2 separate regions of the Mus musculus genome follow, and region 1 is linked to region 2. A link is a loop called in an ENCODE intact Hi-C map of the cell type or tissue named here. Cell type or tissue: left cerebral cortex. All regions are shown on one strand. Each heading gives the region's core, and the rest is flanking DNA. Links, peaks and the distances in the headings are about the cores only.

What was found. A loop is a pair of places that touch in the nucleus more often than their neighbours do. Peaks named below come from ENCODE experiments on the same cell type or tissue, not always from the same donor. Only the 100,000 strongest peaks of a DNase experiment are listed, where the experiment ranks them.
Region 1: it touches region 2 in a loop (17-fold over the local background); 2 of 42 quality-filtered maps call a loop at or near these places.

Annotation. Positions count from the first base shown.
Region 1 is chr2:10,851,578-10,856,969 of GRCm38, reverse strand. No RefSeq gene overlaps it. Among named protein-coding and RNA genes, the nearest start is that of Gm31729, 29 kb to the right of the region's middle. In left cerebral cortex, for the core only: no CTCF peak of the experiment used is centred there; no DNase peak of the experiment used is centred there.
Region 2 is chr2:10,996,578-11,001,969 of GRCm38, reverse strand. No RefSeq gene overlaps it. Among named protein-coding and RNA genes, the nearest start is that of Gm23877, 16 kb to the left of the region's middle. In left cerebral cortex, for the core only: no CTCF peak of the experiment used is centred there; a DNase peak (open chromatin) is centred at 2,533.

The DNA.
Region 1 (5,392 bases), core at 104-5,103, 150 kb after region 2:
AGATGTGAGCTCTCAGTTGCTGCTCCAATGCCACACCTGCCTGCCTGCTGCTATGCTTCTATCTGTAACAATGATGGACTCCAATACCTCTAGAATCATAGAATCTTTCTTCTATACATTGCCATGATCATGGTATTTTCTTACAGCAATAGAAAAGTAACTAATATAGCTAATTTTTAAAAAAAATTTCATGAAATTCAAGTTGCTTTTATTTGTTATCTGCTACCTCCTATCCACTGTTCCTCAACTGAATGTTCATCGAAAACCCTTCTCAGGCTGGAGAGATGGCTCGGCGGTTAAGAGAACTGGTTGTTCTTCCAGAGGTCCTGAGTGCAATTCCAGCAACTACATGGTGGCTCACAATGATCTGTAATAGACATCTGATGCCACCTTCTGGTGTGTCTGAAGACAATGACAGTATACCTACATATAATAAATAAATAAATAAATAAATAAATATATATATATATATAACTTCTCCTGTTCTCTTTCCACTAAATATTGAAACATACAATGGATTCTACAGGCCCAAAAAACTTGGACATCGAGTGTGGATATCTTCCTGCTCACGTGGACTATAAACAATCACGTGGACTTTACTTTTCCTGTGTGTTAGCTAGCTTTCTTGGCAGGTGACAAGACACCAGACAGGAACAACTTAAAGAAGAAAGGTGCATTTTTGGATCATGGTTTTAGCAGATGCAGACCAGGCTGTTGTAGCCTCTGCCCTTGTGCAAATGTAGTATGGCAGTAAGGATGTGTGGCATAGAACTGTTTATCTCATCAATGACAGAAATCAGAAAATGAGACCAGGGTGGTCTAGGGACAGGGATATCCCCAGGGATACATTCACAGTGAACTAATTTCTTCAGCTATGTCCAGCCTGTTAAAGTTTGGGGAAACTCTGAAAATAATACCAGTAGTTGAGTACTGAACACTGTGTAGTAAGTAAGTAGTTGAGTACTGAATACTGTGTAGTAAGTAAGTAGTTGAGTACTGAATACTGTGTAGTAAGTAAGTAGTTGAGTACTGAATACTGTGTAGTAAGTAAGTAGTTGAGTACTGAATACTGTGTAGTAAGTAAGTAGTTGAGTACTGAATACTGTGTAGTAAGTAAGTAGTTGAGTACTGAATACTGTGTAGTAAGTAAGTAGTTGAGTACTGAATACTGTGTAGTAAGTAAGTAGTTGAGTACTGAATACTGTGTAGTAAGGCTATGGTCTCACTAATCCAACAATGGCTGTATACCAATGGAAAGTCCAAGAATCCAGTAGTTGTTCAGTCCACAAGGGTATCAGGAAGAAGTAGGCTGTAATACGAGAGAAGGAATGAACTTGCCAGGGAGAGTGAGGACAAGCAGGCAAAAGACAAGCACATCCTTCTTCTAAGTCCTTTATATAGGCCACCACCAGAAGGTCCTGATTTAAAGGTGAACTACCTTACTTCAAAAAATCTGAATTTAGGGTGGGTCTTCCCACTTAAATAGTTGAATGAAGAAAAATCCCTCACAGACATATCTGGCCATTTGGGTTTTAATTAATTCCGGATGTAGCAAAGTTGACAACCAAGAATAGCCTCAACATGTGGGCTTTATAAAGAGATGGGAGGCTTCATTTCCAAATCATCTATTATTCTCATCAGAAGAACCCACACTCCATGAAGCTACAATGAAGTAGCTAATTGTTTCCTAGTTAAGACAAAACAAAGCAGACACACTTCCTATTCTTAAAGTTGCTGTACCATTATTAAACAACCGAACACATTTCCCGATTGTTGGAACATTTAGGGATATACTATTATATTTTTAAATTATTTTACTACTTCTATTTGTCTGTTTGTGTATGTGTTTGTGTTGGGGCACACACACGACCAAAGGACCATTTGCAGGAGTCAGTTCTTTCCTTCCATCACAAGGGTACTAGAGATTGAGCACAGGTTGTCAGGCTTGGAAGTGCTTTTACCCACCAAACCATCCTGCCTGTCCTCTGCTCTTTGTATGTTAACATCTTCTTTTAGAACACATTCAGCCACTAGTGTGTGTGTATTGTCAGGAAGTAAAGTGGCTGGTTGATGTTAATTTCAGGAGGCTTTTGAAAAGTATCTTAAATTATTTAGTGCAGTTTTTGCCTCATAAATGCATTTTATTTGGAACATCTTCTATTACATTACCAGACCTAAATTTTGCTGAATACAAATGATCCTTAATTTTGTTACATTGTTAGGCCACAGATATTATAGATTTAAAACTCATAATCATTTTTACAACCAAAGAAAAATTCCATACAAACCATTTGCATTTTCAATAGACTAGGAAGAAGTGACAAAGCAATATGAAAAATCCTCTTGTCTTAACTTCCTATTAAGATCCCATTCTAATAGGAGTGGCTACAAGAATATTTTTGCCATTTGGCCTATTACTCAGAAATGGAATTCTGAGCTTGTTGTCTGAGAACAAGAAAAATAAACATAGTTAGTGACCAGCGACCACAATCAGCCACCTTCAGGCTCTTTGGAACTGTGGTAAGACTAAGCATATGTACTAGAGTACCTGTCTACAGCCCACATAGTACAGCTTGGATGGACTGTCTAGACTCATGGTGGAACTTAACTCACATTGTGAGGTATGGGGAGGTGGGAGCTTTGAGAAGTGATTAGGTCAGAGAGAGTCACACATGACGAGTTTCTCTTGGGGACAAGTCTTTTATAAAACTACCAACTGCGGTTCTTTCTCTTCCACACACCACTCTCTCTATGTAATAACTGAGCCTCCTTGGGACTTGGTTTTGTTCTCCTCCTCCTCCTCCTCCTCCCCCTCCTCCTCCCCTCCCCCTCCTCCTCTTCCTTCTCCTTCGCTGCTTTGGCCTCCACTTCTTCTGATTCTGATTCTTCTTTCCTCCTTCCTTTCTTTCTTTCTTTCTTTCTTTCTTCCTTCCTTCCTTCCTTCCTTCCTTCCTTCCTTTCCTTCCTTCCTTCCTTTCTTTTTCTTTTCCCCTCTTCTTTTCTATTTCTTTACATTTTTCCCTTTTAAAATAATGAATTCTTTGAGAATTACATTCAATGTATTTTGATCATATTTACATACATTCCCCAAGTCCTCACAGATCCAGTCTCCTTCCCTACATACCCATCTTCTTTCTTCTTCTTTAAAACCCATCAGATACAGTTTGTACCACTTATATTCCCAGGTATGTGGCCATCTACAGGACCAAGAACGACATCCTTAAAGAAAACCAATTTCCAATGGCCAATAGCTCCCCTGCTACTGATGAAGCATTATGCTCACTTCTCCATGCTGGGATTTTATCTAGTTTGAACTTGTGTGGGTCTTATGCCTGTCATCCCAACCACTGTGAGTTCATTTTTGTACTGTCCTGTTGTGTGTAGAAAATGCTGTTTTCTACAGTCATTCTCCACTTCCGAATTTACAATCTTCTGTTCCTTCTTCCTTTGATGATACCAAACACTGAAATAGATGTCCAACTTAGGGCTGAACATTCAAAAACCTCTCATTCATACCTTGACCAATTGTAGGCCTCTGTGTTCATCGCAACCCACTGAACAAAGAAGCTCCACTAAAGAGGGATGAGAAATACACTAAACTATGGGTATAGCAATAAGCCAGCAGAAGTTGATTTAATGCTATATCCATTTAACAATTTGTTCAACTGTCACTGAGCAGATAATTCATGTTAGACCCTGAATTTGGCTGCAGGGGGATACTGCTGGGAATCCAGATCTTCACTCTGAATTGCTGAATGCCTTACCTATAGAATGATAACAGAAGAAATAAATATCACAGGATGACATATGAAAACTAGTCTCTTTTTTCTCTTCTGAGAGATGGGATGAGAGAGCCACATGTGGTTAAAATATGCAGCATTCAACACTCCAACTCAGGAATAACTTAAAACACCAAATTGGAGATTGATGCATTGAGGGGAGAAATTATTACATTTCTTTGTTCAGAGGAAGCACAATTAGCATGTTAAGTTTGGGAATTATTCATGCCAAATTCACTTTTTAGTCCTAAAATAATGTTGTGCAAATTTTTGGCAAGTTGTTTCATGTCCGTGTTTAACAAAAGCAAAACAAAATCTTTTCCTTGTACTTAAATGCCTGTTTAGCTTCATTTGGGCCATTCCTTTTGAACTGAATGCAAATGAGGGAGGGATGTAGCTATTCCATAATCTTTCTTTAATCAAGATCACTACAAAGCACTGGCTGCCTGGGCAATGGGCAGCATAAATCATATTATTTCTGTGTGTTTCACTAAAGGATTTAGTGTTTTTTTTATGAACAAGAATATATGCATCAATGCTATAGGAGCTTCAGTCAGAGTGCAGATTTTACCGAGTCAATGATGTGTTTCCTGCTGGATGACATGAAGACCAAGTGCTCTCTCCCACCTCATGCCAGCCTCTTTAATACATGGCTGTCTTTCAAGAATCCTTGGGCTTGGAAGCAGCAGTTGGGAACGGCCTCCCGAGTATAAAATGGAAACCCAAGCTCATGCAATGATATCAACATACAAGTATCATTGTGTCTGCGTTGTTTCTATTGGCACATATCCACTGATTATAGATCTAGGTCACATAAGGACATGTTCATGCTAGTAGACAATGTACTTTGAGCATTTTCCCTCACATTGACATATTCTTATTCCTCTCCTCTTCCTTCTCCTTCTCCTCCTTTATTCCACTTGACAGTTTCACTTCTATATTCACTTCTACATAATATATATACACACATATGTATCATATATATCACACAATATACACACTCACATAGAATATATATTTGATCTAGTATACACAACTGAGCGAAAAGACATTGCATTTGACTTTCTGAGTTTAACTTAATTTATCTAATATAATAATGTCTAGCTGCATCCATTTTCTGTAAATAATGTAATTTTGTTCTTTTTATGACTGAATAAAATTTTCTTTTAAATAAATACAACATACAGTCACACACACAAACATAGGTATATACACAAACACACATATACATATAAGCATATACATATTAGCATATGCACACACATAAATACCATGTATACGCACCTACACAGGCATACATACATATATGCACATGCATGCACACATCTACATACACTTGCACACTCTTACACACATATCTGTACACACAGACACACACACACACATATGTGTGTGTGCATGCATGTGTGTGTGCATGCGTGTGTGTGTCTGTGTGTATACACATACATACTTTGGTTTTATCTTCTCTTCTTTTCTTCTCTTCTTTTTTCACTTATAGTCAAAAATGCTTAAAATCTCTATAATCCTGATTTTTCAACTATACAAATAGAATTGTCAGTCTACAAGCACTGAGAAGCACTGTTCAAGTATCTCTTTCTATGTAATGCCATTTA
Region 2 (5,392 bases), core at 71-5,070:
CGCCCGGCTTCCAGACCATTTCTTGCATGGCCACCTTATTGATTCATCTTGTATTGCTGAGCTATTTTAATATTTGGTTTTTGTGTATATATATATATATATATATATATATATATATATATATATATATATATTTGAATTTGTCAACTTAAAGCCTCTTAGAGTTCAATAAAAAATTCTAACGGGTAAGTAAGTACCTAAAATAAACACATCTAAAGGAGTTTCCTAAGAACAAAGCATAGGATGCTTTGGAAATAAATAGCAAACTGCCATTCATGTGTACAAATCAGTTATTACTAATGCAGGAAGCAACAGTAGAGTCTTCAGGAAAAAATGCTCATGCAAAGGTGGTGTGGAATATAACCGTTCACAGTTATAGATTAGAGGGGGATTAGATTCAGATTAGAGGGAGAGGTTTCAAATAAAAAGAGATTATAGATTGTGTACAAGAGGTGATTGGGGAAGCTTTGTGCAGACATACTCAGAATGAGTAATTCTTGAGTAAAATTAGTTAGACAAGAAGTTTAGGTAGATGGATAGAGCAGATTCGTGGGGGAAATGGAAGAGGACAGTATTTACAGGGGAATTAAGAAATTTGGAATTTGGATGAATGTGTGTGTGTGTGTGTGTGTGTGTGTGTGTGTGTGTGTGTGTAATAAGTATATTAAAGGAAAAGAAAAGTAAGGAAAAACTCCTTTGAGCCCAGAGACTGGTTACTACCATAGACTCAACTCCCATGAGAAAGTATTCATGATACACTGAGGCAAAGAACATTACAGAAGGCATACGGAGCTGACACTTGACTCTCTTGTGCTTCATTTAAATATAGAGTAATCTCTAAAGGTGGATGGGGTGGGGAGAGAAGGGATGGTATGGAATCATGGAGCGTGGTTAGTGGAGTTAACCAAAGTCAGAATTGGAGATAGAGGGTGTGTGAATTGGGAAAAAAAAGTGCTTTAGGGTTGAGTTTCCCACATCATACAAGTATTAAGGTGGAACTATGAAATGCTTTTCTTGTAGGCCATTGGTCACAACTTGACAATGAGATGGTTGTAAAGAGCAAACAGAACAACCTCTTCCTCTCCGAGGTAGGAATAATGTTAGAAGACAAAGCAGAAGGCAAAAACCCCAGAGCTGCCTGGTTTCAGGCCTCTGGAAGTCTTGGTAGAGTTGCAGACCGCTTTCCCTATGATCAGACAGCTGTCACCCTGTAGATGTCTCAAGCCAGGGCAAGTCTGAATCTTATTCTACTTGTTGATGCAACACTGAATCATTTAAGAAGAATAAAAGTCTATTCCTTTTGGATTGATGGAGGCTGGGAGGGCCAGGGCTCAGGAGTCCCATCAGTTACAGAACTTCTTTCTGGTGAGAACACTCTAAAGAGCCCTACGACTGATATTATTGAATGTCAATTTAACAGGATCAAGAATTACCTAGGAGCCCAAAATCCTGGGCATGCCTGTGACAACTTTTCTATGTAGCATTAATGGAGGTAAAGAGGATGGTATTCACTGTGGGTGGCAACATTCCCTGGACTAGGCTTCCCTGAATAAGTAAAATCAGGAGACTACGCTGAGGAGCACCAATAATCACTGTGATTCCTGACAGTGAACCAACTGTGACAAGTGGCCTCATTTACGGCATTGTGCCTTTCCTACCATGCTGGACTGTCCTTTTGAACTGTGAGCCCAAATAACCCTTTCCAAGTTGCTTTTATCAAGTGTTTGGTCAAAGCAAGAAGAGGAAGAAGAAGGTGGAGGAGAAGGTGGAGGAGAAGGAGGAGGAGGAAGAGGAGGAGGAAGAGGAGGAGGAGGAGGAGGAGGAGGAGGAGGAGGAGGAGGAGGAGGAGGAGGAGAACAACAAAACCAAGTCCCAAGGAGGCTCAGGTATTACATAGAGAGAGTGGTGTGTGGAAGAGAAAGAACCGCAGTTGGTAGTTTTATAAAAGACTTGTCCCCAAGAGAAACTCGTCATGTGTGACTCTCTCTGACCTAATCATTTCTCAAAGCTCCCACTGCCCCATACCTCACAATGTGAGTTAAGTTCCACCAGGAGTCTAGACAGTCCATCCAAGCTGTACTATGTGGGCTGTAGACAGGTACTCTAGTACATATGCTTAGTCTTACTGCAGTTCCAAAGAGCCTGAAGGTGGCTGATTGTGGTCCCTGGTCACTAACTATGTTTATTTTTCTTGTTCTCAGACAACAAGCTCAGAATTCCATTTCTGAGTAATAGGCCAAATGGCAAAAGTATTCTTATAGCCACTCCTATTAGAATGGGATCTTAATAGGGAGTTAAACATTTTTCAGTTGTCGTAGAAAGGCATAGCATAAGTTTTACCATCTTAACCTTTTTTTTTTCTCAATTGTTCAGCTCAGTAGCATGAAGCAGAGTTGCATGGTTGCACAACCACCACCACCACCCATCTGCAAATATTGGCATTGTTCCAAATTGACACTCTATTCCTATTAGAGAGTAAGTTTCAACACCTCCCCACTAGCCCCTGACAACCACTGTTCTATTTTTTGTCTTTGTGATTTTGGCTATTGTAGGGACCTCATTTAAGTGAGATCATACTGTGTTTGTCTTTCTTTGGCTTAGTTCACTGAGCATGCCATTTTCCAAGTTCACCCATGTGGTGCTGTGTGTCAGAACTTCCTTCCTTGTAAAAGCGTTAATGAGTTTTTAATTCACATGCTTTCTTTCCAAAGAGAGAAGCAGGATGCTCAGAATTTCCTTAGTCATCTGATCAGGGGACCATTATTTTCCTGGAGTGCTTCAAGGCACTGATGATCTGTGAAACATAATACAGGAAACACTGATCCAAATCTTTCTTTAGTTGGCTTTTTCCAGCTTCCCCAGAAAGTGTGAGAAAGAGCACTTGACAGCAACTTGGGTCTGGAGGTCTCCCAAATCCCTAGGCTGAGCACACACTTGTGTCTATGTCTCCTACAGTGTGCTGCATTAGTGCCTTAGGTTGCAAATGCAAATACAGTTCTGAACCAAATCCGAGAGCATCTGGCTAACAGCATAGTTCTCCCATCTTAACCAGCCATCCAAACACAGTGTCTTTGTGTCTGGGTGACACCCAGCATGCTAGTGATTTTCCTTGTTTGTTTTTCTCACCATCAAGCTTAGAGATATCCACCCCCATCACACTTTCATTGATACAGGGTGAGATACAGCCTGCAAAGTCCTGGGGGACCTCCTTGCAGTACTGCCACTCTGCTCTGCTCTTTTCTGGCCCATTCTTATTTTTCTTTCTTTTTGGCACCGTAGACAGCATTGGAAGAACTTCCTTGTCATGAACAGGTATTCTGTCATTTGTGAGAAAAGGTCAGAGGGACAATGCTTCTCTACACATTTTCCGTGGTCCCTCATTCTCATTTAGATTTTTGTCCATCTCATGATAAATTTTCAAGTACCTGGTATGTGATACAAGACAGTGGAGACTTATGATATCCAAGGCACACAGATCCTTGATTACAGACAGATTTTTGTTTGTGCCAAGATTATCACAACCATATATTCTTAGGTCACTGAAATTCAGAGTTCAGCCTGAACACTCACCAACCTATTAATCATGTCAAATTTTCTTGCTTAACCAACCCATATGCAGTCTTTTACTCTGTTCTGTGTATTGTCCTGTTACTTTTGGTTCAGCTAGTCTTGGACTTGGGAACTAGTTTGGATTTCTTGATGGTGGTGTTATTTCAGTAGGACCACTTGGGTGACTCTCTGTTCCGTATTGTTACTACTTATAGAAGAATTTATAACTGTGGTACTCATTCAGTTCTGACTTCTCCACATTCCTTGAGTAACAACATCACAGAAAATTACACCAAGAAGAAAGAAACATGCTATTCAAGTAGTTGGAGATGTTTCCTAGGCGATATGTTTTTTTGTGTGCTGTCAGGAGACAGGTGTTGGTTTCTTTCTGTGAGGAGGTACACATATGTTGTGACCTAAAGTAAGAGTCATACAGTCTACTATTTCCTCTAGAAGGAGAATCATGTAGAAATGTGAGTCTTTGAGACCTGAATCTCATGTGGAAAGTGCTTTCCAAGAGTGGGCTGTGTCAGCATAAGGGCATGAGGGACCACAGACAATTATTAAAAAAGAAGTGATAAATGATAAGGGACTTATCAAGTGATAGGAGAGAGGAGAGTAGGGGACAGGCCTAACCTGGACTGGATAGGGGAGTTCAGGGAAGACTTCCCAGAGAATAGAATATTAGAATAGATTCTACATAAATCTGGAGTCTCAGGGGACTTTGTGGAGAGTATGAAGATAGCAACAATTGACCTGTGTTCAGGGCGTGGCAGGTATAGAGGCCCAAAGATGAGAAGGAAAGTAATGCTGAATGTTTTCGTGTCTGCCTGGACCACAGGACAGGAGGTGGGAAACGGAAGATGAGGAAGATGGGAAGAAAAGCAGGGGACCTTGAGAGCTTTAATGTTGAGAAGAACTTCAGTGCTGAGTTGAGAAGTGTTTACTTTATCCTGAAGCCCATGGGGCCAAAGGGATGGGTCTTAGTAGAGAAACAATAGTGCATCAATGGGGCATTGTGAATATTACCTGTTGCGAATATTGTGCTATTGGATTAGAGGTCGATAAAAGGGGTAGACAAATCAATTTGCAATATGTTACAATAATATAAATAGGAAACTCCAGTGGTTTTGAATGAGAGGGTATTGAGAAATAAATATCAGCCTAGAGAGATGGCTCAAAATGATTGGGTAAAGCATTTACTGTATAAGCTTGAGACCTTCAGTTTTGATTCCCAACATCCATATATAGAAGTCAAATACGGGAAACATATCTGTAATAGGAGCTCTAGGGGCAAAGTGGATGCCAGGGTTTTTTCTGCCTATCAAATCTTGCTGAAATAGCAAGGTCAGTGAGAGATCCTCTCTCAAAGAGCAAGGAAGAGAAGCAATTAACACACCCAGTGCCAAAATTGGGCTTCTACATATGCCTACTCAGGTAAGCGAACCTGCACACAAATACCACACACACCCATGTGCACATGCACACACTGCACAGGAGCAAGTCTGAGGGCAAATCTTGATTGTCAACATGATTGAATTAATAAATCACTTAGTGCATTAATAAGACCTAGCTTTGGGTACATGTACAGAGCTTCTTAGAGAAGATTAAATGTGAAAAGAAGACCTGCCTTGAATGTTAGTGGTGCCATCTCATAGGCCAGGTAAATTAGATACAAGGGAGAGAAGGAGAAAGACAGTCAATCACTGGCATTTATCTTCCTCTGCTCCCTGGCTAATGCGTCCTTCCTTCCTTTACACAGCTTCCTTCCTCTGAACTGTGAACCAAAATAAAGTCCTCATCCCTTAGATTGTTCTTCATTAGCAGCAAGAATGGTAAGTAG